3 separate regions of the Mus musculus genome follow, and regions 2 and 3 are each linked to region 1. The links are chromatin loops, found by intact Hi-C in ENCODE. Cell type or tissue: gastrocnemius. All regions are shown on one strand.

Region 1 (8,000 bases):
TCCTTGTGTTCTAAAACGGCTTACCTCTTGGAGTCTGTGCTCTTTTCTCCTGTATCCTGCTTTCCCCCATTCTGACGAGTCTCCTTCTTGGCAGTCCACTCACTGATGAGACTGAAAGTCAGGAGAATTAGCTGGGCCCTTCCCCTCCTCTCTTGTACAGCTCTCAGACTTCCTTCATGTGACTGACATTTGAGGAACCATCTTGATATATTTCCATGTGGGCTACGTTTAGTGAAGAGGGCAGCCACTGGCTCTCCCTAGCTCCCCGACTCAGCTAAAAGGCAGGGTCATGAGCTTTACGCTGAATTCCCAGGGTCGCTGCTGCTTTTCCTATGCCGTTTACTGGAATCAAATCCCCGATTACCTCTGCACTAAAGATCCCCAGTGAAGAGGATCTTCGGCAGGCGCGGTTGGTAGCCATACTTCTTTTCCCTCACTCTCTACAAACCTGCACCTCCCTGTTACCCTGCAGCCTTTTGTGTGGCGGTGCCCCTTTTTCCTGAAGCCCCGTCATAGCTCTGTGCTGTGAGTTGTTCTTGGGCCTCTGCTCCTACACCTACAGACTTGGCTTGCTGTCTTCCAGTAACTCACGTCTCTGATGACTTCCTTTGCTTTCTTTATTGCTATGGATTTATTTCTTTTTATGCCTGTGATGGACTTAAAGAGAAACGAGAAGCAATCTATCCCCATTCTTGCCAGTTTGAATTTGAAGCTCTTATAAGGAGTTAAAAAATTCATGAATGAAGACATTTTAAAGGAATTATTAATTATTAAATATAAGCTCTTAGAACTTATATTTTTTATTTCATTAACCTCTTGTAATGTCCCTAAGTATCTCCATATTACAAATGAGACGACTGAGGCTCAGGATATCTCTTTATTTGTCTGAAGTTGTATGGCTGGTAAATGGTAGTAGGTCCAGTGTTTAAACCCAGGTTTTTTAAGTCTATATTTATGCTTTCTGTTACAGCTGGAAAAAAATGGCAGGGTTCATAGATTTGGGGGGAGGTTATACATAATAAAGAAAGATGGAGATTGTGTGCAGAATCACCTCAGGGACATACAGTCTCCAAGGTTGTGGCTGTTGTTGTTTTAATTACAAAAATAAAAACAGCAACCTGAGTTGTGTCCTTGGGAATAATCGGGACAGGAACTTCCTTGATGTTCAGGGATAGAAGCAGTAGGTGCAGGAGACAAGAACACTTGAGGACAGACCCAGGACAGTCCCAGGACAGACCCCAGGACAGATCCCAGGTGCATCTTTGTGGGGAGCGGGTGTGGCGGTAGTCCCAAAGGCGCCAGGGACTGCAGCTAAGTCATATGACTTGCACCTGACTTCCTCATATAAGACACAAACATCTTGAGTGCTGCGCAGGTGTACCAGGACACAGGTGAATCCAATTTGGTGGAGATTTGCCCCTGCTGCCCTGATTAGCTGAAGCCTCGTGACTGGCGAGGGGGCGTGGCCTGCGGTGAGAGAGAGTATAAAAGGAGTGAGAGGCCCAGGGTTCGGGGGAGATATAAACAAGGGAGATATAAAAACAAGGGAGATATAAACAAGGGAAATATAGAGAAAGAAGAAACAGGACTGAATAAACGTGTGCAGAAGGATCCTGTAGCAGCGTCGTTCTTCCTGGCCAGTTGAGCGCGCGCAACACATCTTGGCCATAGAAAAGCCTGATTAGAAAAACCAATCAGATCCAGACATTTCCATAGGGCAGGGTTGCTGAAGTTGGTAAATATGGGCAAAGAGTTACATCTGAGCTTTGGAGAGGCACTAAATAATTTTTTTTTCATGTAAATAAGTCTCACTTAGTGTGTGTGTGTGTGTGTGTGTGTGTATGTGTTAGCCTTCAGATTTAATGGGTCACCTATATTTCACCTGTCAGGAGTAAATGTAACATTTTTTGATTTAGACTTAAACTTGAGTATCTGTAGTTAGGGGTATCTAGTAGGGTCTTTGTGAGATGTTCAAGTTGATCAACATCAGTATGGGTCTTAAAGCACACTAGAACCAAAGAAATAGAATGAATGCCACATGAGAACCAGACCTCTAAAGAAACTCCTCAAAATGCCCAGCGTTGGCCCTGTTAGTTTGCTTATTTAAAAAGCAGTTTTCTGGGTCATTAGAAACATGCGTTTCTAAGAAAAGGGCTTAGATGTGTCTATTTTTAGCCCGTTGCTCAAAGTCATTGGGGTGTACAGAAATGGTTTAGCATTGCTGACACAGGTGAGCCAGCATCATCAGCCCATGTTAGCCAGGCCACATGGAACACACTGCTCAATTCCCAGAGCTGTGGGTTACGAAGAACTTAGTGAGTGAGCTATATGGCCTTGGCAAAGCCAGGGGGTAGGCTATGACACCATAGACACAGAGAGCCACGACTGTTTAGCCTGGAGAAGGTTCAAGACGACTTGGCTTCATTCTTTGCATACTTCTGCAGAGGAATGCTGGTGTATTTTTCTATCCGGTGCCCAGATGTTAAAATCTTGACCAATGAAAATGAAGATGAACAAATTTGGGCTTAGGACAAGGGTGCATGGGCCAGCCATCCTACCATCTGGCGAGAGTCAGCCTCTTTGGGAGACATCTCCAGCTTCAGGCTTGCTTATTTAGGAAATGGAAGATGAGGGCTTGCGCAGGCCTCCTTGGCTGCGCGTCTCTCAGAGTCTGGCCTGAAGGTCAAGTTTTTGAGTCACAGCCAGACACTTCCTACGGCCCCGGCCCATAAACCCCTGTGAGGGTTGAGAACTAGTGTGTGCTCCCTGAGATCAGTGGAAATAATTACAGCCTGGGGACACGAAAAACAGAACAAGCCCACACAGGCATCCTCTGGATTCTGACCAGCAGAGAAAATGTTGACAGTGACTTTCAAAAGCCGACACAGCCACCAGGTGATCATCACCCAAGGTCCTTTGTTCAGGGAAACAGGAAGTCTTCATCTGGGGTGAGACCTTGCTGAAAGATGCCAAGTGTTTTGGAGTAGGGGCCAGAAATCCTGCTTGTTGGACAGTTTGAGTTTGTGTAGCTCTTAGAGACTGCATGACCCTTATTTAGTTTTAATTTCTTCCCTTTAAAAGTAAATAGGCATTACCAGAATGACAACACAACATTTCTTTGAAGAACATGAGTTCTTATTCTGCTTTGATTGGGAATATTTGAAAATGCTGGCTTCGTGTTGTCCCTCAGTTCAAACCAACATACAACCCCAAAGACACATTTAAAGCCAAAAGTGCCATCCTTTTTTTTTTTTAAAAGAAGGACAAGACTTTTAAATCCTTAGAGTTCATGTCGACTTCAGCGGGAGAGGTAGCTACTCAGAAACTCGTTTTTTCCCCCCTCCTTTTCATAATACAATGAATTTTTAAAAAGCAAGCCCACTCATTACTGAAATTACCCCAGTCCTACTCACCGAAGTCAATTTGATTGACTGCAGTTACATAAGGCACAGCTGCCTTTGTTTCACGACACCCTCCCGGTGCTCAAGGTGCTCACGTTAGTCCTTGCCCTTTACCCTTAGATTCGCTCTCCTTGGAAGAGTCCGAACCAAGGAAAAATCCGGAGCAGTAAGAAGTGAGACTCATAAACAAGGACAGAAGCAGAGGCACGAAAAGTCAGGGGTGGGGGTGGGGACAGTGACTTGCAGTTGTGATTTGTGAAGGGGAAGGTCATGGGAGAGCTGAGTATGGAAGACAAGGCAGGCCCTCATAAACGTCCCTTGCCCATTGCAAGAGACAGGGGAATCAAGGGCTGTGCCCTAAGAAAGAATGTTTTCCTAACCCAGCATCTCCGTTAAAGTTCATAGGAGAACCTGAGGTCCAAGGGTGAACCTGAAGCCTTGCTTGCATTTATGTTTCCTTCAGCCCTGGGTGATCAGGCAGAAGGTTTCCACGATGTCAGATGTACAGCGAAAACCCGGACAGAGAAGGCCATAGGGAAAGAATGCTGCTGTGGGAGGGAACAGGGTCAGCTTCCCGCGGGGATGCGGACACAAAGCCCAAGGTGCTATACTCCTGTTGGCTGCTGACTGCAGGCCTGGCTGACATCAGGCCCTGATGATGCCTGTTAACACTGAGCAAAAGCGCCCTGTGCTTTTTCAGAATACAGCCCCAGCCCTTTCTGCTGCTTGGTGGGTTGATGCTAAATTAAACCAAGAGCTAGGAGGGGAAGTCAATTTCTATTTCTGGCTGCTTTAGACAATATGGAGTCCTGGGTGGGAAGGTTCACAACAGAGTGGATTTTCCAGGAAGTGCTGAGGTCTTCCTGCGTTTTGACGCCAGAATGTTGGCAAAAGCTTTCACGGTAGGACTTTTTTTTTTTTTTTTTTTTTTTTGTGCCTACTAAAGCAAGCTTTAGCTTTTAAGTAAGCAGAAATTTCCCTGGGATCTACTGCCCTCTGCTGGCGATGGCAGATACTTCCCTTCTCTTTCATCAGCTGCAAAGGATAGAATGAAAAACGAGTTAATTTAATAAATAACCCTCATGGGCAATGAAGAAGTCACATGTGAATTCCCTTAAATATAAGCTTACTGAGTTTATAATAAATGAATAATAAGTAAATAAATAAAATTAATTAATTAATTAGACTTTTTAGCTCCTCCTTGGCAAACTCCTCAAAACATGTACAACAGCAACCCCAAATTCTCACCACCCCTCTAAAATTTTAGGGATTTATTATATATAATAAACTGATCAAAGGATTCTAGTCAGCTATTTATAAACCTCCCCACAACCTCCTAAAACATAGCAGGGGGGTTATTTTAGATAAACTCTGGCTGTCCTGAATTTATGCTTTAATGAGCTCCCAGGTGGACAGTTTCATAAATCCACCGTCATGTGTCCAGCACCTCCTTGGTTAGTTAATATATACTGAAGACTAAACCATTCAAACTCCCTAAACAATAGATTCCATCAGTGCTCCTCCCTGGGCAGAAACTGCTACAGTCAAACAAAACAGGAGAAACCAGGGATGACCCCAGAGCATCTTCAAAGCCCAGCAAAACTTCCCCGCGGTTTTTGAGTCAAACTTGATAGTCCATGGAATAGCTCACCTGCCGCCAGAGACTTGTTTACTGCACTCTGATATGATCAAACAAATGCTCAGAAACTGGGGTAGATCCACACTTAGAGAAACAAACCTGTAGTGAAACTCAGCTGCAGAACCCGGATGAGAATTAATTGTCTCAAAAACCCTCAGCCCGTGGCTCCACCAGCCCAACAAGGCTGTGTCTTTATTAGTAATCAGAAGGAATTTGGTACATTGAACACTTTATCACAAGCCATGCTCACGGGTGAATTCTAATTAAAGCAGTTTTATGGCTTAAGAGACAGCCCAAACTTAAAAACATTTTTAAGAAAGGGAAGCTGCTACAAAGCCAGAAGACTGTGAGCTGATCTGTTTGTTTAACCCAGGTGGGCTCTAGAGTCAGTTACGTTCTCTTGTTTATAATTATTTGGGGGTTTGGAGGAGCCTCGAGTGGCTTTTTCCTCTCTCCTTTAAATTAAAGAGCAGCGTGCAGGCTGCTCCATTCGGTTCTGCTTGGGTAAGCCTCTACAGTGAATTGGGGTGTCCCATCACTTCCTGGAGGAACAGTTGGCTGCTGAGAGCAGGTTTATTTAAAGCAAGAAATTTCTTTAAATAAGTCTTTGGTCACGCTGTGGAGGGGGTTGCAAATGCAGCCTGACTGAGACTACCCATGCATGGGGGAGCCTGTAAAGGAATCTCTGCTTGTCTAACCATGTAAGTCCTAAGGAAGGCTTTATTTTAAATTCGAGACTTTATGTTCATTTTATTATACACAGTCTTAATTTGCGCCTCAAAAGAGGGGGCTCCAGGGCGGACATAAAATTAACTTCTCTTTCAGTGTGCTAACCTTTTGGTTTTAATTTATTCACTTGTCAATCTTATGAATGCCTGGTGAACTCAGGCTATTGATTTCCGTGGCCAATGCTATTTTTCCTGTTTATTATAATATATTGTCCCATTGTTACCAGCGCTTGCACTCAGCTAGATTTCCCACACAGTGGACAGGAAACCGTTCCATGGCATCAGACTTCCTTAGATTGATTTTCCAGAGGCTGGGAGGGACCTGCCCACTCCTAGCTCTTTGTGCTGGGACAGCCCAAGGGCCCCAGCAGGCCTCCTTGGACACTTCCTCCCAGGCCCCAGAGTGGGGGTGGCCTGTCGCCCCTCCCGAGACAGTCCCCGCAGCCCTGGGAAACGCTCCTTATCAGTGCCAAGGTTATGTCATTTCTTTTTACATACGATGTTTATTGTTTTTAGAGCCAGCACTGTGGGAATGTTCTTTTCAAGCGCGACAATAGGGCAGCCACAGAGGCAAACTGGTGAATCCCCAGCCCGGAGTTGCGGGCCGTCCATGCAGCTGGGTAGGGTGGCTCTGCGCAGGCTCCTGATTAATTGATTCAAAGATTTAGCACCAGTCTTTAACCGGGATCTTGCCTGTGGGTTGCTTAAAACACCAAGAACGCTTTTAAGGTGGTCCAGGAAATGAATCTGTTCCTTGCTCCGCCTCCCTTCCCCCACTCTAACTCCTTCCGCTCTGCCCTCCTCTCCCTCCTCCACATCTTCTCTCCTCAGTTCCCGGCTTTCCCTCTCTTCCTCTCTCCCTCCCTCCTCTCAACACTGCTGTTACTATTTTTTTTTCCTAAATACCCCCAAGCTTTGAAGGCAAGCATCAGCACGCAACCCATGATTTGGGATTTAAGAGACACCTGCCCTACATATAGGCTCCCAGTTTGAAATAATTTGAAACTCAACAAATTGCCTGAGACAACACATGTGGGGTTTTCATATTTTAGAAAAGTAGGTCGCTACAATTATTGACTTGCTCGAGTATGCACTATCAAACTAAAAATCATTATAATTTTTCTTATCATAAATTTGCTTTCTTAGGAATAGTTTACTGTGAAAATTTACCCATACCATGTAGTAGATAATATTATTTTTAAAAACTGGGTGCTATGCTTTGGAAGGAGTTATTAATTTACAGCCTGAAATCACGTATCCCCCACCCCCACCCCCCTAGGAATTCATTATCAATTAGAGAATCTCCTCCAGGAGGCGGGCAGATGAAAGAGTTCCAACCACAGGCTCAGTCCACCGAGGCGCTGGTGTGTGAAAGGCACTTTGGAGTCTCCTGGTTCCTCTGATTGAAGTGCAGGGGTTTGCGGGGATGGGAGGAAGAGAGAGCATTTGTTCTAAGGACTCCATCAAGGAGAACCCAGCTTGGGCATCTGAGAATACATCCTGAGGCCAGGGACGTAGCTTCTGCTGAAGGTTGCAGTTGCCCAGCAAGAATCCTTGCTATTGACAGAGACCCAGGGAGATTCAGGTTCAGATCAGTTGAAAATATAGATCCCACTTGTTTACCTCCGCAGGGGTGGCACTCACGGGGGTGGGGGGGCACTCACAACTTTTGCTGAGTTTCTGTGAACCATCTTGGAGGTTTAAACTGTCTAGAACCGGTGGGATCTCAGACAGGCTTTCAGATCTGTATACATTAGAGAACCTTGAGTTGCTCTTTGACTCGCTTGGAAACGGGTGGTATTTGAGACCCACTTTTGTCTTGGGAAGAAGCCACCAAATAGATGGTTTCCCTCTTAGGGGAGCAGGCATTTCCTTCTTAGTGAATACATACGGTGGATTCAGTTTGACTTGACCAGGTTCTAGGGGATGTGCAGGTAAGTTCTGCTTCACAGCAAAATGGAAATATTCATAGACAAGACACTAATTCTGTCTCCCAGAAGGGGCTGCGAGCTACCTCAGAGTTGCTTTGAATCATAGCAGAAGCAGGCAGACCATGGAGAAGGCCAGAGAACAGGTCATTTGTCTCTAAGGGGCATTTCCTGGTGTTGTCTGTATCCTTCTTTTCTTTTTAAAGACATGGTTGTAAAGATTTACCTTTGTTTACCCTTGCATTCCTCTGTCTGTGTGTGTGTGTGTGAAAATGTACCCCATGTATGTGCAGGTGCCTACTGA
Region 2 (8,000 bases), 300 kb before region 1:
CTCAGAGGTTTTATAGTCTAAAGCAGGGCTGCTGGTCTCCCTTTGTTCCTGGGGGAACTGTAAGGCACCCCAGCATGCCTCCAATAACCTTATTTATGCACCATAAATGAGGAGTGGGCAAGGTCCGGGCTTCTCAGCACTGCTACAAGCCTCACAGAACATAATTTTGGTTATTATTCTCAAAAAGACTAAAAATGCATCTTCAGGACCCAGAGATAAATATCGAATCTGTTTCTAGAGTCTGTGGCAAAAAAAAAAAAAAAAAAAAAGTTCAAGGCCATATTATCTTACTCCCTTTCTACATAAAACTCAGAAAACCAACAGGCACACAGACAACCAATTTAGGCAACTAGAGTACATCATCTTCACTGATGGCCAAAGTTAACAGGAAGCCAACAATAACAACACCATTAGCCCAACCCTTCCATTAAACCAACAATCGTTCTTCAAAAGGCAGCCAAAGCAACCCTGGTCCTGATCTCACAGAAAGACTCACAGATTCTCTGAAGCCTCTCCTCAAAAGCTGCTGCCCTCAGTGCCAGAGTGCCTTGCTCACGGGTTCCTTGGGAAGGGGAAGAGAGGTTGTTCAATCTTGCCTTTCTCTAATCTTTGTCTCATCCCTGGAGCCCAGTGCTTAGCTAAAGAAACTCCTAGGACAAGTTATTGAATCAAGATCAAGGTTTTATCAAGTGGCAACAGGTCCTCATTTTTCTCATGTATTTCAAAGATGGTAATTGATTAAATAAACCAAACCAGGGTTGGCTAAGTGAGGGCACTGCTCGCTAGGTAGAACTGATGCTGTATTTTAAGACATCCTAAAAACAAGGAAACTCAGATCTTGGAACCTGTAGGAATTGCTTAGTAATTACTAGTAAACACTAATTACTTCATACCTAACAAGGTACTAAACACTGGGCCACTTGTGTTTATGTAGCATGCCATTATTTAAAACTCCTGTTTCTGAGGTAAATTATAGCCACTCTACTGAACAGGATGAATGCTGTGTGGTGACATAATGAACCTTAACAGACCCGCAATCTAATGGGCTTAAATCTTTTGTACCCAGCAGTTTCTCCAGGAAAAAGGTGAGGCAAGGATGGGAAGAGAACCAGTACCAAAGTGACGCAGAGGTCTTGGTGCTGCTCCACCACTGTCTTAAAAGCTCTAAGCTCCAGAAATATATAGGCTCACGGAGTAAATTCATTCCAAAGTTCTTTACCCTCAAACATGAGCTCTGCTTATTTGCCTAAGAATCATGAATTCCAGTTCACCTGGGATACTCTTGGGCTCCTGATTTGTAATTCAGGTAACACTAAGAATTGAAACTCAGACGTCACTGGCTGGAGGAAGTTACCAGGCCAATGATATGATTTGCTACAGGTTATTCGTTATCTTTTTTCAGCAGTTAGCACAACTTAAAAGAATACATAGGAAATGTTAATATTGGTATAGTACATGGATGGGAGATCACGATACTTGGCTGAGATCCAAGGGCAAGAGGAAGATCTGATTCAATTTTGAGCCATGTGAATTAGCTCCTCAAAAATGTGAATAAGGGGGCTGGAGAGATGGCCCAGAGGTTAAGAGCACTGAGTGCTCTTCCAAAGGTCCTGAGTTCAAATCCCAGTAACCACATGGTGGCTCACAACCATTTGTAAAGAGATCTGAAGCCCTCTTCTGGGATGTCTGAAGACAGCTACAGTGTACTTACATATAATAAATAAATAAATCTTTTTTAAAAAATGTGAAAATGTAAAAGCCCACCTTTTAATTATGTTATTGAATTATTTTAATGAACTAAGATTATAATTACTGGATTTCTTATTGAATTATTCAGCAAGCTGTGCCTGGAAGCATGGTCAGTTATACTCAGTAACACTGACTGACTCACTCTCAGGAAAAGAACTAAGTACTTGATAGCATCTCCAATCTTCACAATAAAATGGGACTCCATTTCACAGACGAACTCAAATGATTTCTTTAAGGCCTTGGAATTATACTAGTCTACTCATCTAACTCCAGACTCCATGAAAACATTCCAGGCACTCACAGACTTTTAGCATCACCATGTCCCACCCTGGACTATTTTTTTTTACTGCAAATATACATTCCCTGATGTTTTTTTCAATCCTTGGAACCAACTGCTCTTCTCTTTATATAGTCCCCATGGCACTCTATCTATTCCCCAGGTTTTATTAACAGAGTAAAGCCCTGTCTGTCACCACCTTAGTTAGCTAAGCTCTTTCTTATATACAGAACCTAGGTGTGTCAAGGGCAGACTCCTGCTTTTCCCTCTCAACTACACTGCCTGACAGTCTGGTCTCATTTAAAGCAACGGAAGGTAGAGAACAGTTGCAGTAATAACACTATAAACCTGACAGCTAACTCCAGTGCTTTGCCTGTATCCCACACCCAACTGTACGAATACAAATACTCAATACTTTTTCAGTCAGTTCCTTTTCCATTCTTCCTTCCACTTTGTTCTCTCAGGGAACCAGGAAGACAGCTTACTCCTTTGGTCCACACACACCCTACAGGCCTGACAGCCTCACCATCGCCTACCCTGCATTCCTGATGAGATACTCCCGCTGAATTTACTATAGTATTACCAGCCATCTGAGCTAGAGCATGTCAGAAGGAGCAAATCGATCATCTTCCTATCAACTGACCCTGGCACTTATTAAAGGTTCAGTAAACTAGCTGAATGAACTAGCCAACCAATATTTGTAAGCAAACTACTTTCCCTCACTCCCAAGGCACCATCTCCATTGTCTTTTCAGTGTATTCTCTGCAAAACATTAGACCACGTTGGAGCAGTGTCTAGTGGATATGGAGAATTTAGTATTAGCATTGGCTGCCAGCCCTGTCCCTTTCCCTTCTCAATGCTAATGGCATAGTTGAACACAGCTCTATCGATGTTTCATTTCATCCTATGCTGTCCACGTGCAATGTGATGACTCCTTTGTTTTCACGTGGAGAACTGTCAACTGTCACACACAACTATGTCTATGTTCTACTAAGCTACAGGCTTGTTCCAGATCCTAACAGGATTCTATGTGGCCAAGGTGTACTGAGAAACAGTACAAGCCAAGACCCCAGTTCCACTACAGTGCTTCGCTGTGTTCAATCCCTTACCTCCCTCCTAGGGGCTTCTGGAAAACCTGCCTACCACAAAAATCTGCCTTCTATTTTTTTGCAGAAAATAGAAACCCCTACACAAGTCATATACACAAACTACCTAGTTCCTGCTTCATAACCACTTATTCAAGTCTTCAGTTAATTACTCCGGAAACGATGGCTGGCTTAACAGGGAACACATATGCTTAGTATTATTGCTCCACGTGGCTGGGGCGGGGGGGGGGAGGGGGGCTGGGCACATCTTTTTTAAAAAAGTACTTCACAACGTTCAAGTTTACTCTGGTTGGGTCATCAACACCTACTTTCACATCGAAAGCCGCCTCACTCAAAACCACGTGATCTTCCCCCAAATTTCAAGTCCAGTCCCCTGATGGGAACCGGTTTTGCCCTAAGTGAAAAATTCGGATAAGAGCGCTCTGAAACTAGAAGCATTTAGGCGGGCAAACAGCAGGGTCAACAGTAGGGTCAAGCATGCTCACTAGAGGGGCTGAGGCCAAGACAAAAAAGAGAGGGGCCGGAGAGGCACCCCGGGTGTCCGCTGCAACTTTGTGCATCTGTCTTTGAACGACCGTATGAAAGGAGGTTCAGAAAGGGCCCACACTCTCAAGCCGGGCGCGCCCCGGGACGGACCCCCGCACAGGTGCCCTGCGCTCCAACGCCTCGGGCCCGGGGATCCGCAGCCCCGCCAACCTCCCGCCTCGCGCCCTCAACTCGGACTTCCGGGCCGGCGCTCCCGCCCCACCCGGCCCCCGTGAGCGCGCCCCGCGCCTCCAGCCGCGCGCCCCTCACATTTTTCGCTGTCGCTCGAACTCCGCCTTCTTCTCCTCCTCCTCGCGCTTCTGCTTCTCGTCCAGGCTGCTGCGCTTGCTCACCGTGCGCCCGAAGATGTCGATGCGGTCGGGCGGGGACGAGGCGCGCTCCCGCTCGCGCCGGGATGCCGCCGCGTTGGTGGAGCGCGAGCGGGAGCGCGACTCCCGCCGCCGGTTCCGTTTGCTCTCCCGGGACTTGGAGCGCTTCCGCACCCGCTCCTTGTCCCGCGAGCGCGAGCGCGAGCGGCTGCGCTTCTTGTTGTGCTTGGAGCTCTTGGTGTGCTTAGAGCGGGACGAGCTCCGGCTCCGCGACCGGCCCATCCTCGCGCCGCGCGGCGCCCGCCGCCTGTCGCCCGCTGCCCGCCGCAGGCCGCCCCCTCGCCGCTGGGAAGCGCGGCCCCCCGCCCGCGGACCCTCCGCCTCGCCCCAAGCGCACCCGCCACGCACACGGCCGCCTCCGCCGCGAAGGCCTAGCAGGCCCGGCCCGGAGTCCCTAAGATGGCAGCTGTGGCAGCACCGGCCGCCCTTCCCACAATGCCCCGCGCCGAGCGTGCCGGCACGAGCCCCGCCCCCTGACGACGTCGCCTAGGAGGGCCGGCGAATGCGGCCGAGCGCGCTCGGCTCTTTCCGCCGCTGCGTGGCAACTAAAGAGAAGAATGCTGGCCAGCCTTCAGGTCTTTAACTTTCACCTCAACAAGACCCACGAAAACCTTAGGAGTTGGAGAATATTTATGATGAGCCTTGGCTGAAAGACAGGATAAGGCCCGAGTAATTGGGAAAGTCCTGTTGTTTCCTTAGCCAGCATTGAGAATGTATCAATTGTGAGTTGGATGTGGTGGTACATGCCCAGAATTTTAGCCCCTAGAAGATGGATCAGAAGGACCAGTTGTCCAAGGTCAGCCTTGGCTATTTAGTAAGTTGGAGGCCAGCTGGGGTTGCACACATACATACATACATACATGCATGCATACATACCAACCAGAACAATTAATAAATTGTTAATAATTTATTGTAAACAAACAATAAATTAGAACAATGCCCAGAGGAGTCCCAAGTTTTCTTAAGAATGTATATGTTAGAGCCAGTTAAATGCTCTTAATAAAGTTTTATTTAAAAGGTTACAGTTTTGTGGATTTTGCCAGCCTGGACTACATAATGAGCTCAAGGCCTAGTCCCAGAGAGCAATAGCTCTCTTTAAAGACATCGAAAAGAAAAATGGGTAGTGGCCTATCTCAATGAGTCTTTTAGTTTTTGAGCTGCTATAGCAAAATACCAATGACTCATTATTTTATACCCAAGAGAAAGTTGTTTCCTACAGTTCTGGAGGCTGAGAACTCTATTAAGTAGTGGATCTGTTTGTGCTAAGGATTCTGTCTGAGCTTCCAGCAGGAGACCTTAGGAGGGGAAAAGAATGCATAAGATAAGGGTTCCCTTGTAAACATCTTAAGAACACTAGGCCAAAAAAACCCCAACCAAACAAAACACACACACACAAAACACACTAGTTGCATTTTTTTTTAAACCAAAGCCCCAGGGCTTACTCTCTTTCCCAAAGGGCCCACCTTTTAATGCTGAAACATTGCATATTAGGTCCAATTCATGAAGTTTAGAGGAAGGGTTCTTCTGGAGGTTCAAAGGCAGTAAGGATTCCACTCTACCTCTCTGTATGTGTGTGTATGTGTAGGTTTTTTTGAGACAGTTTCTCTCTGCAGCCCTGGACAGCTCTGTGGTCTATCATGGAACTAGCTTTGTAGTCCAGTTTGATCTGGAATTCAGAGATCTGCCTGCCTCTGCCTCCCAAATGCTGGGATTAAAGGCGTACACCATCACCATCGTAGCCTCATTCTTTCTTTTTATGTGTGTGTGTGGTGCTGGGGATGTAACCCAAGGTCTTTTTTTTTTTTTTTTTTTTTTTCTGAGACAGGGTTTCTCTGTGTAGCTGTCCTGGAACTCACTTTGTAGATCAGGCTGGCTTCGAACTCAGAAATCCGCCTGCCTCTGCCTTCCAAGTGCTGGGATTAAAGGCATGTGCCACCACTGCCCGGCATAAACCAAGGTCTTGAGCAAGTGCCCTGGCCCGTACCACCTTCTTATGAGAGTTGAGTGTAGTTTCCCTCCAGGCTCCAGAGCACCCTCATCTTCATGACATCTGCAGACATTCCATCCTGTGTTTCAAGATAGACAGGAGTTTGAGGGTAACACCACCATCAGACTTTCAGTACCTTAGCTGGCTGTCAGTCACTTTAGCAATATTCTGTCTTGCTGAGAAATTCCCCTTGAGAGAGGCACAGTCCCCTGATCTGCCTTTCAGCAGTGAACCCATGCCAGGCCCAGCACCTGGAACACAGGGTGAGGGGACATTTGGCTAGCATCATGAATCAGTAAATAAATACAACAATCTTGTCTGGCCTCCATAGTAATGTAAAACAGCTTTCTAGAGAATTTTAAATGACAGGATTTTGCACACCTTCAACCCAGAGTAAGCCACTTTCATCACAGCTCTCTCTGGTCATTGAATCTGGAGAACTCTAACTTCCAAAAACTACCTTTTGTTTCAGTCTGAAACTGTTCTTTTCTGAACAATGCAAACAGCCTTTCCCCTAAAGATAAATGACCAGATATCTAATTCTTCATCTGAAATGGAGGCTGGGAGATCTAATACCATCCCAGGTTAATTTTAAGTGTATTCAGAACAAAAGAAGGCTCTCAGCCCGGCCATGGTACTTTAATCTCAGCACTTGGGAGGCAGAGGCAGGCAGATTTCTGAGTTCAAGGCCAGCTTGGTCTACAAAGTGAGTTCCAGGACAGCCAGGGCTACACAGAGAAACCCTGTCTCGAAAAACCAAACCAACCAACCAAACAAACAAACAAAAAAGAAGGCTCTCCTGTGCTTCAGGAAGAAACTAACAGAATCTTTTACTAAGGGAAAGGCTCTTCTGTGTGCAAAAAGCACACACAAGTATGAGATGCAAGGATCTGGGACCATCCTGTTCAAATGGCAGAGCAAGAGCTGTTGATGGTACCAGGTTGAAAGGCACAGGACTTCCTTCCCAGAAATTTGTTTGAATTGCACAGGATCACAGAACAGTGACAAGGTGGTAACACGGGCTGATCCCTGAGAGCTGGGACCAGTAACCAGTCCAAAGTCAAGGCCAAATCTAGAGCAAATGTAAATGTAAACATCATAAGAGAAGGCTTTTGTGGACCACTGCAGCACAGAGAAGCCCTGGCCAGCTCATCTGTACCGATCAGGTTAGGGAGTTTTTAGAGTTAGGGAAAAGGCGGTCCTTCTCAAGACAGTATTTCTGGAAGCTCTGGTGCAGAGAAGGAGAGCTGAGATAGCACCCAGAAGGTTTGAGTAGGAGGCTGGCCAAGGCCACAGACACCAGGAAGAGAGGCGAACTTAACTAAAAGGTCGACTAGCAAACACATTCTCATTCCTCCCTGAAGACAAAAGAAGTCAGCTCATGAAGGAGGCAAGGAAAAGACCATAAAGGGCCTGTGTGTAGCCACATCACAGAAAGCAAGAGCGCTTCAGAGAACCTAATTTGAAGCACATAAGGAAGGGGGCTGTCTTTGCAAGCAGCCATATCCTGAACGCAAAAGGTAGGACATTTTCTGGACCTTCCCCGTGGTTTGGGGGCACCCGGCTTGGATATAAGTCCACTCTGCCAACAGGAAGGCACTGGAAGGACAGCTGAATAGCGTTCTTTTCCACATTCTCCGACCCTCTCTATAGAGATTTTCCTTCCCTCTGGAGACCTGCTTTCACCATTCCTTGTAAAGTCGCTTCCTTAGTAACTTTCTCCTGTGTTGGTTTACTAATGGTGTCTTTGCTTCTCCAGGGCATTTGGACAATCACCTTGCTGGATGAGAAATTCTTGATTAGGGAGTTTTCCCATTTCAAAACTTTGAATGCCGATGAGTGATCGGCAGTCCCCTGTGTTGCCTTTTCTTCTTGCTCAATGGGCAAAATCATCCCCACCGTCAGGTCCTCCAAGAGTATCTCTTTTTGCTGTTCTGTAGTTTAGAATATGCCCACTGATTCATGTT
Region 3 (8,000 bases), 170 kb before region 1:
CATCTAGATCTTGATACATCATTGTTGTTGTCTGGGACATCTTCTGGGACAAGAATGCTTTCAGTATGCATCTTGGAATACTATCCACACTGCATGTTTTTTTTTAAACTGTTGTAAATATTTGTTATTAAGGGCAGAACTGTTATAGTCAAAAGTGTTCATATTTGCAAAGGCATTGAAAGAATCTTACAGTAGAAGGCACATCCACTGTTGCGTTAAGAGCTTGTTCTAGAAGAATCTTTTACTGAGTGGATGAAAGGCCCTTTAAAATACCAAGCAACAGTAACTTCATCAAGCACGTTGTTGAACCACACAGTCTGCCTTCCATTTAAATGAGGGGACCGGACTCCACTCATTCAGCATAGCGTTGAGTCAGGCTTCTTCTAGTCATATGTAACTACTGCGCAGGGTGGCCATCCAAGTATCCTTTGGTGAAACAAGAGCATGCTGATTAAATTTCCGCTCATGCAGCTTCGGTCCATCTTCAAGCTACTCCCAAGGAGCAGTCCAAGCCTTAGGAAACCCCTTCTGTCTGAAGTCTCCTTCTCAGGGAGAAACGCCAGGGGAGGGGTGGGAATGGGACAATTATTTTCATAAACTGCTATGCTTCAGGAAGCTGCCTGTTACAGCGAGTCACGTTTCGCTTGTTTACTGGCAGGGGACATTTCTGTTGCGTAGTTCTTTTGTTCTCTCCAAGTGTAATCTCTGTCACACATGGAGTTCAGACAATGTAGATGACCCTGTCTTCCATGCACACAGTTCTCTGTCAAGATATTGTTGTCCTTCCCTGGGCCCAAGTCCCATTTTAGTGCAAAAGAGAAAAAAAAAAAAAAAAGAAAGAAAGGAAAGAAACAATGGAGATAAATTTAGACACTGATGGGAAAAGTCAAACTGCTCACTGTCCACCCTTTGAAGCCACGCCCAACAGACCATTTCCTCTGACCTTCCCAGGGATCCCCAGCCACACAGAGTAGCTCTTATGAGCCAAGGTAGACAGATGATTAACTTAGGACTCACGCCTTCCATGGTAAGTTCATGCCCCAGGCATCCTTTCTCTAAAACAACAAAACAAAAACACTAACACACAGACACACACACATACACACTCACTCACATGCACACACATACACATGTATATACCAGCACACACACATGTGCACACACATGCCCATATGTATACCTATACACATGAACACCCCCTGCATACACACATATGCCTTTATGCACACATATACCCATATATACACCAGCACACATATATGCACACATACACCACACATGCCCATATGTACATCTACACACATACATATACACACACATACCACAAACACACAAATGCTCATATGCACACACATGCACATGTATACACCAGCACACACACATATACATGCTCATATGTACACATACACACATACACACACACTCCCACATGCACACACATACTCATGTATATGCCAGTACACATATATGCACACACACTCCACATATGCCCATATGTACAGCTACACATACATGCATGCATACATACATACATACATACATACATGCAGAGCAATACAGTTGCACCTAGCCTAAATCTCCCTGGACTTGATCCTCATCAATTGCTTTCCCTTGCAGTAGAACATCCCAAGCCTTTTTGACTTCATTATTCTGGGTCCCCCAATGGTCTGAAAAGAGTTCTTTATCAAGCTTGTCCTTCAGGCATTCTCATTCAGAGCCAACAGCTTCCTCCAACACCACCCCATATATGTGTGCACTCTCTGCTCCCCCTAATTCTAGACAATGTAAATTGACCCAGCAGTGTGGAGAGACATTTATCAGCATCTAAGGTGGGTGACAGATTCTGAAAGTATCTAAACGGTGCTCTATTTGTGTCAGGATCTGTGTGTGTCTGCTGCAGTGGCCCAGATAATAAGTGCAATCTCTTCATGGGCTGTCCTGTTAATGAACTGTGAAACTAGATGGATACAATCCGAAACACATAGCACTATGTCACCAGGAAATAATGCAGGCTCGAGGTCCTCTACAGCGGCCCTGGCAGGTCTCCTGGTTTGTCATCACTGTCACCTGACTTCCAGTGTCTTCAAGTGATTATAAACATACTGAGTAGGAGTTATATCTTATAAATATAGGATATTAGCATAAGTACATTTCATCGCCAGTTTTCCCATGCAAATGTAAGGAACTCATGACATTTCTGTGTGTGCGCATCAGTCTTAGTTACTTGGACATGTGTCTGTGCCAATACCCTTTACTTTATCCGGTTAAGTGGGTACAATGACCCGAGGACTGTTTTCTAAGCCTGCAAGCCTTCCCCTTAGCTTCGGTTCCTGATGGGGGAGGATTCCCCACGCAGTATTTCGCTCCTTAAATCTCCCTTTTTCAAACTGAAGAAAGAGAACATGGCACTGCAGAGGCAAGAAATGCAAGCAACACTCAAGAGCACACTATTGAATGTGTAACTGCTGAGACAGGGTGAGAATGAGTAGCCTTGTGACGGCTTGCCCCTTATTCCCAAAGAAAAATGTAGCTGGCTGTTGGCCAACAAGCTCATAGTGACAGTGTATAAAATGGCTTATCAGGGAGACACGGGAACATGAAAAGACCCAGTTGTTTGCATGAAAGTTTTATAATCTCACAAAGTACAAACGGCTTGTAGTTTTTTTTTTAAATTAACAGAACCCCATCAAAATCCTAGACATATTTTGCAATAGAACAGGGTACTTTCACTTGATAGGTATTCCAAATACACACACACACACACACACACACACACACACACACACACACACACAAACCACCAAGACTTTTGACTTCTGAATTCCTTTTCAGTGTGCCCTGTGCACCTTCTTATATTATGTATCATCCTGCCAGGATGGCTCAAAGCTATCTTGATGATGGTGCCCAGCATCTAGAATGTGTCTCTTCATGCTGGCCAACATTCCTCATGTCCAGCCCCAACACCACGTCTTCTTCCTTTCACCTTGTCATTTTTATCTCTTCGGGTTTCTATCGGACCCCTTTAGTTACTGCCATGTGGTTTGCTGCCAGCTGTTTGCAAACTGGGGGTAGTGATGCTACATAAGACCAGATGAACTTGTGCTGTGTGTCTGAATTAGGGGATACGACACAGAGGAGCTTCAATGTAGGTGAGGGGTGTTTGCAACTCAATTTGACCATTAAGGTGTCAGGGAGGCGGTGGCGAACTCATCCTGAACAGGTTATTGTGTGTTCCTTCTGTATGCAGTGTTCTTACTCACTAGGGTGAATGCTGGATGAGCACTCTCCTCATAGTTGTTAGTAACAGCTTATTTGTCTTCCCTTCTTCTTCCTCTTCCTCCTTCCTCCCCCACCCCCTCCCCTTCCCTCCTCCCCCTCCCCTCCCTTCCTTCTTCCTCTTCCTCTTCCTCTTCTTCCTCTCCCTCTCCCTCTCCCTCTCCCTCTCCCTCTCCCTCTCCCTCTCCCTCTCCCTCTCCCTCTCCTTCTCCCTCTCCCTCTCTTCCTCCTCCTTCTTCATTCCTAAATTTCTCTTCTTAGTCACAGGGTGCCACAGTCACCAGAGGAGATGGACCAATGTGAGAGAGTGGACAGGGGATTGTAGGACAGGATTTCTCATGCTGGGCATGGGTAATATCTTAGGCTGCATGCCTCTTGATGGAGGAATGCCCCATGTATTGAAGCATTCTGACCTCTATATTATCCATGCCAGGAAAACGTACAACTCATATACCGCCTTCAGACTTCGGCCAGCCTTCCTCCAGCTTGAGAAGTGCCTAGCTCAGGTCTTGTGGCAGCAACAGTAATGTATTCTCAGTTCCACTCTGCTTCAGAGCTTTAAATCAGACGGCATCTTCATCCTGCACGGGCCTTCCTGAGGACTCCACAAGCATCCTGATGTCACTCAGCTCGCTCACAGGTCACCTCTGTGTGGACAGCAGTCCAGCACCTCCTCCTCGTCCCTGTCTCTCTCTGTATCACATGTTCCCTCCTGAACTGACATTCACACTGCTCAGCTGCTTTGTGCGCGACCTCACTCACTAGAACTTAAAATCCCGTGGAGCCGAGAGTTGGGTTTGCTCGCTGATGTGTTCTATTCAGAAGCTCACATGTCCTGTCTGTGAGTGATGTCAGGGGTCTGCCCCGTTACAGGCAAATCCAGAGCCTAGAACAGTCTGCTGAGGAACGGAGGGTAGGAGGACGTCTCTCACAGCCATGGATAGACTGACCACAAACCCTTTGCTCTTCATTTGTGATTACTGAATACTATGGATTCTTCCTATCATGGAAGAGTTATACAAAAAGGGATAGTTCTAATATGCAAGTTGAATAGGTCCTTGGAAGTTAATTTCCCTTTCCCGTGGAAAAGGACATCGTGAGGCTATTGTTTCCTTCCCCTTCGCTAAGGCGTTTTCAAAATGCCAAGAAAGCGAAGCTAGGAATTCAACCAATGGCTTCATGCCTGCCTCAAAAGCAAGTGGTTGTTTTTTGTTTGTTTGTTTTTTGTTTTTTGTTTTTTTTAATTTAAAATACTTAAAATGCATTTTTCTCTTTTCTTTTTTGTCTTACTGAAATAGTTTCTCGTCAAGAGGGATATAAACTGGGAAGCAAACTAGACTAAAATGTGCCAGAGAGATCCACGATGAGCGGTAATGGCTATGTCCTGTCTGCAGAAGGATTCTGTGTTCACAAACAACTATAGGGCTCCCCAGACATGAGTGCTTGCAGGCAGACGACAATGTGTCTTGTGAACAGGTGTATTCTTGAGGGTCTTGAAGCAGTGATCATCTGTGTGTCGGTCTCATTATGACAAAGGAAATGTGACTTTGTGTTCGGAGTCAGTATCTACAATCCAGACGACCAGGGTTCAAGTACAGTGCCACCATCACTGGCTGGCACCTTGGCGAGCATGCCTCACCATGGCTCAGTCTCAGTTCCCTCATCGGTGAAGAAGCGCAGACACACGTTATGTTACTCATGGAGTTGTTGGGTTTATTACATGAGAAAACTTGTAGGAAGTCAGGGGTGGCTCTGGCTCTCGGAAACCTCTCAGGCCTGCTGGTCTCATGTGAATGCTGTGTTATCACTCTTCCAAAGTAAGGAAACCCTGAGAATACTGGCATAGGAGGTTTCCTGGTTCTGCTGGGCTCAATTCTGGTGCAGTCTAGGCAGGAAAATTGAAAAAACTATGGAAGAACAACTTGTTTTCTCATTTATATAATACTTATTCCAGTCATTTGCACAAATATTTATGGTGGGAATTCAAGAGAAATCATAAAGGAAAAAAAAGAATTATGAATCTTCAACTTGTGTGTGTGTTTGTGCAGAGGAAAAGGGGACCTATGCTTACCTCCTTTAAAACAAACTAATTTCATTATGTTTTAGTAAGAATTAGCTATTTTTGTGAACCCAGCATAAACACACTCATACAAAAGAATGTAAAATCAAACATTCTCCCCTACTGTTTCCAGACAACACCATTAGCATATTGTTCAACTTCTTTTCAGAAATTGTCTCACATAAGATTTTAGAATCTGTTCTAAGACCTAATTTTATATTTTGAAAGTTTTAATTATAAAAGAGATTAAAAACTTGAAGTGGGCAACATATGGAAAACTGGCCTAGAATGGGCTCTCCTTTTCCATGTGTTGGTAGATGCATGTCTGTCTGCCTGCCTGTCCGTATCTGTCTCTCTCTCTCTCTCTCTCTCTGGTGTGTGTGTCTGTGTGTCTATTGCTAGGAAGGGATCCCAGAGCTTTGCCCATGCCAGGCAGGCACTCTATCACTGAGATATACACCAGTCCTTGAAATCAACATTTTGTAAAGTAGTGAGATCTGGGTCTTGGAACCAGCTGTGTAATTTTTCAGTGTTTAACTCTCAACGCTCATTGTTCCTACTAGAGAAATGGGATAATTACACATATGGATCAAAGCAGTAAGCTTACCTCACAAAAGTGTATCCTGACAGAGCCTTGGTCTGGGTTAGCTCTTTACCATCCTTCCCTATCCAGGGGCTCTGAGAAAGCCCACACAGCTAATCGTTTGTTAGCTGCAAGAACCTTTCCTCTCACCCTCTTGTTTTGTCATTTTAAGCTTTAGAGGGAATCTTGGGAAGGCATGTCCAAATATGTGACTGACTCTGAGTTCAGGAGTAGCTCAAAATGAATCCATCCACCTGATGTGTATATACCAGGGGTTCTCTAGCTCAAGGTGGGAAGGAGCAGGGAGGTCGATCAGTTCCAACCTCTGGAGAATGAAGATGCAAGACTCATGTCACCAGTACAGCCACTGGCTTGAAGCCCAGCCGAGTTTCCTGCTGAGCATTTGGAGTCACCCAGCTCCAAGCCTACCCTTCACAGAATTTTCTACATTGGAGTCTCTGATTTGAAAACTAAGACTCTCTTGCTAACAAAAATATTCAGAAACAACAGCTGTAAACAATATTGTTGTTATAACGAGTTTCAGGAACTTGAAAGCATTTCTTACGGTCTCCGTTTAATAATGCTCAGAGATATTGCCTCTCTCTGCATCCTCAGATGACGATCCAATACACTGTCTGTCTCGAGTATTTATAGATCCCTCTGGAGCTCCTGTTCTATTTTAATATTTTTTCTGTGTATGTGTGTGTGTGTGTGTGTGTGTGTGTGTGTGTGTATGTGTGTGTGTGTGTGTATGTGTGTGTGTGTGTGTGTGTGTGTTCGTGTGTGTTCGACTGTTTCTTAAAGAAGGACTTTAATTGTACCTGGTATTTGCCAACATTAAATACAAGTATCTCTTATTTTTCCTTCCATATCCACCATGATGGGTACTAACAGACACATGAGGCACAAGTTGCTACAAGAGTTCTACGTGTAAGAGAAGCATTCTTGAGTTAATGCTCAGGTGGAAAGTATGATGGTATCCTTTGCCCATGACAAAGTTAGTGCTCCCTTATACTCAGCAAATTTGCCATCTGAGTAGATTTGACTACTTGCATTGTTGATGAGTAGAGTTGTGAATATTCACTATGTCCTTCCAAAGCTATTTACTGTTTTCTACATTTCCTATAGTGAACACTCACAAATGTTGGGAAGTGATGTAATTCTACAAAGATCCGATGTATCAGATGGTCCAGTCATGCCTACAGCACTTAATACTATATCCTTGGGTTGTGATCTGCATAACACGCAGGTTCTTTTGTGGATAGGTTTTGGGGTTTATATTACTTTGATAGATTAGAAATGGCTCAAGGTCCGGCATGGAGTCTTCCATTGTTGAGTTATCCCTGCCTGTCAAAAAAAAAACAAAAAAAAAAAAAAAAAAAAAAAAAACCAAAAAAAAACCTCTACTATTGTCAGTGAGCCACTCAACTGACCATAAGGAGAAATGAACAGGGATTAATAAATGATACTTCCCTTTCCCCATCAAATTTACAGTTCACCGTTACATACAAAATGTATAAAGCCCATTCTGACCAAGCTTTTATTGGATTGTTAATGGTAGCACTGATGCAAAAAACTTTTACGTGAAAAAGAAGCAACTTCTCCCCGACTATAGCCAAGCACAAACAGTTCTGGCTTTTCGAGCACTTAACAGGTAATTTTCCTTCTGTGCTTCTCCTGGATGCTGCTCCGATGTGGGTGTGGATGATAAAATTGACTCAGTGCCAAAAGCCCCAACTATCTCCAGCAGTTCTTGCCCCTTGAGAGTCCGACTTGCTGTGGAAATCCCTCCAAAATCAAGGCAACATCTGTGATCTTAAGCCTGCCATCTGTAATAGGTTTCTGTTAAGATGAAAATCTGATGTAAATGATGGAACTGAGGACCTCAGACTCGATGCACAGAACCGCCATCTGTGAGAAGAAAAAAACCCAAACACCTTGTTTGTCTGCTCAGAAGAGATGTGGAGCTTGGAAATAGAAAGGAGACAGTTAGGCAGCAGTGGCCGGAGAATCTCAGAAGCCAGGCATCAGTACAGGACTTAAGGGGGACTAGTTAGAAATGTCTCAGTGATTTTCTGGGTG

Evidence for each region. Hi-C counts contacts between places; a loop is a spot of excess contacts. Peaks named below come from ENCODE experiments on the same cell type or tissue, not always from the same donor. Only the 100,000 strongest peaks of a DNase experiment are listed, where the experiment ranks them.
Region 2: it touches region 1 in a loop (2.5-fold over the local background); 11 of 42 quality-filtered maps call a loop at or near these places.
Region 3: it touches region 1 in a loop (3-fold over the local background); 8 of 42 quality-filtered maps call a loop at or near these places.

The regions. Positions count from the first base shown.
Region 1 is chr8:8,988,568-8,996,567 of GRCm38, forward strand. No RefSeq gene overlaps it. Among named protein-coding and RNA genes, the nearest start is that of 4933430N04Rik, 140 kb to the right of the region's middle. In gastrocnemius, a CTCF peak has its summit at 4,409 (motif pointing left); DNase peaks (open chromatin) are centred at 4,061, 4,381, 6,206 and 6,512; H3K4me3 peaks cover 2,025 bases; H3K27ac peaks cover 5,328 bases.
Region 2 is chr8:8,686,050-8,694,049 of GRCm38, forward strand. It overlaps Arglu1 (arginine and glutamate rich 1), which reads right to left and starts at 4,488. Exons shown (of 4, transcript NM_176849.3): 1 at 3,928-4,488. The coding sequence starts at 4,268. Mir7654 (microRNA 7654) reads right to left here and starts at 4,113; the gene lies at 4,044-4,113. In gastrocnemius, no CTCF peak of the experiment used is centred here; DNase peaks (open chromatin) are centred at 3,958 and 4,514; H3K4me3 peaks cover 2,887 bases; H3K27ac peaks cover 3,303 bases.
Region 3 is chr8:8,818,795-8,826,794 of GRCm38, forward strand. No RefSeq gene overlaps it. Among named protein-coding and RNA genes, the nearest start is that of Gm39127, 100 kb to the left of the region's middle. In gastrocnemius, no CTCF peak of the experiment used is centred here; no DNase peak of the experiment used is centred here; H3K27ac peaks cover 1,911 bases.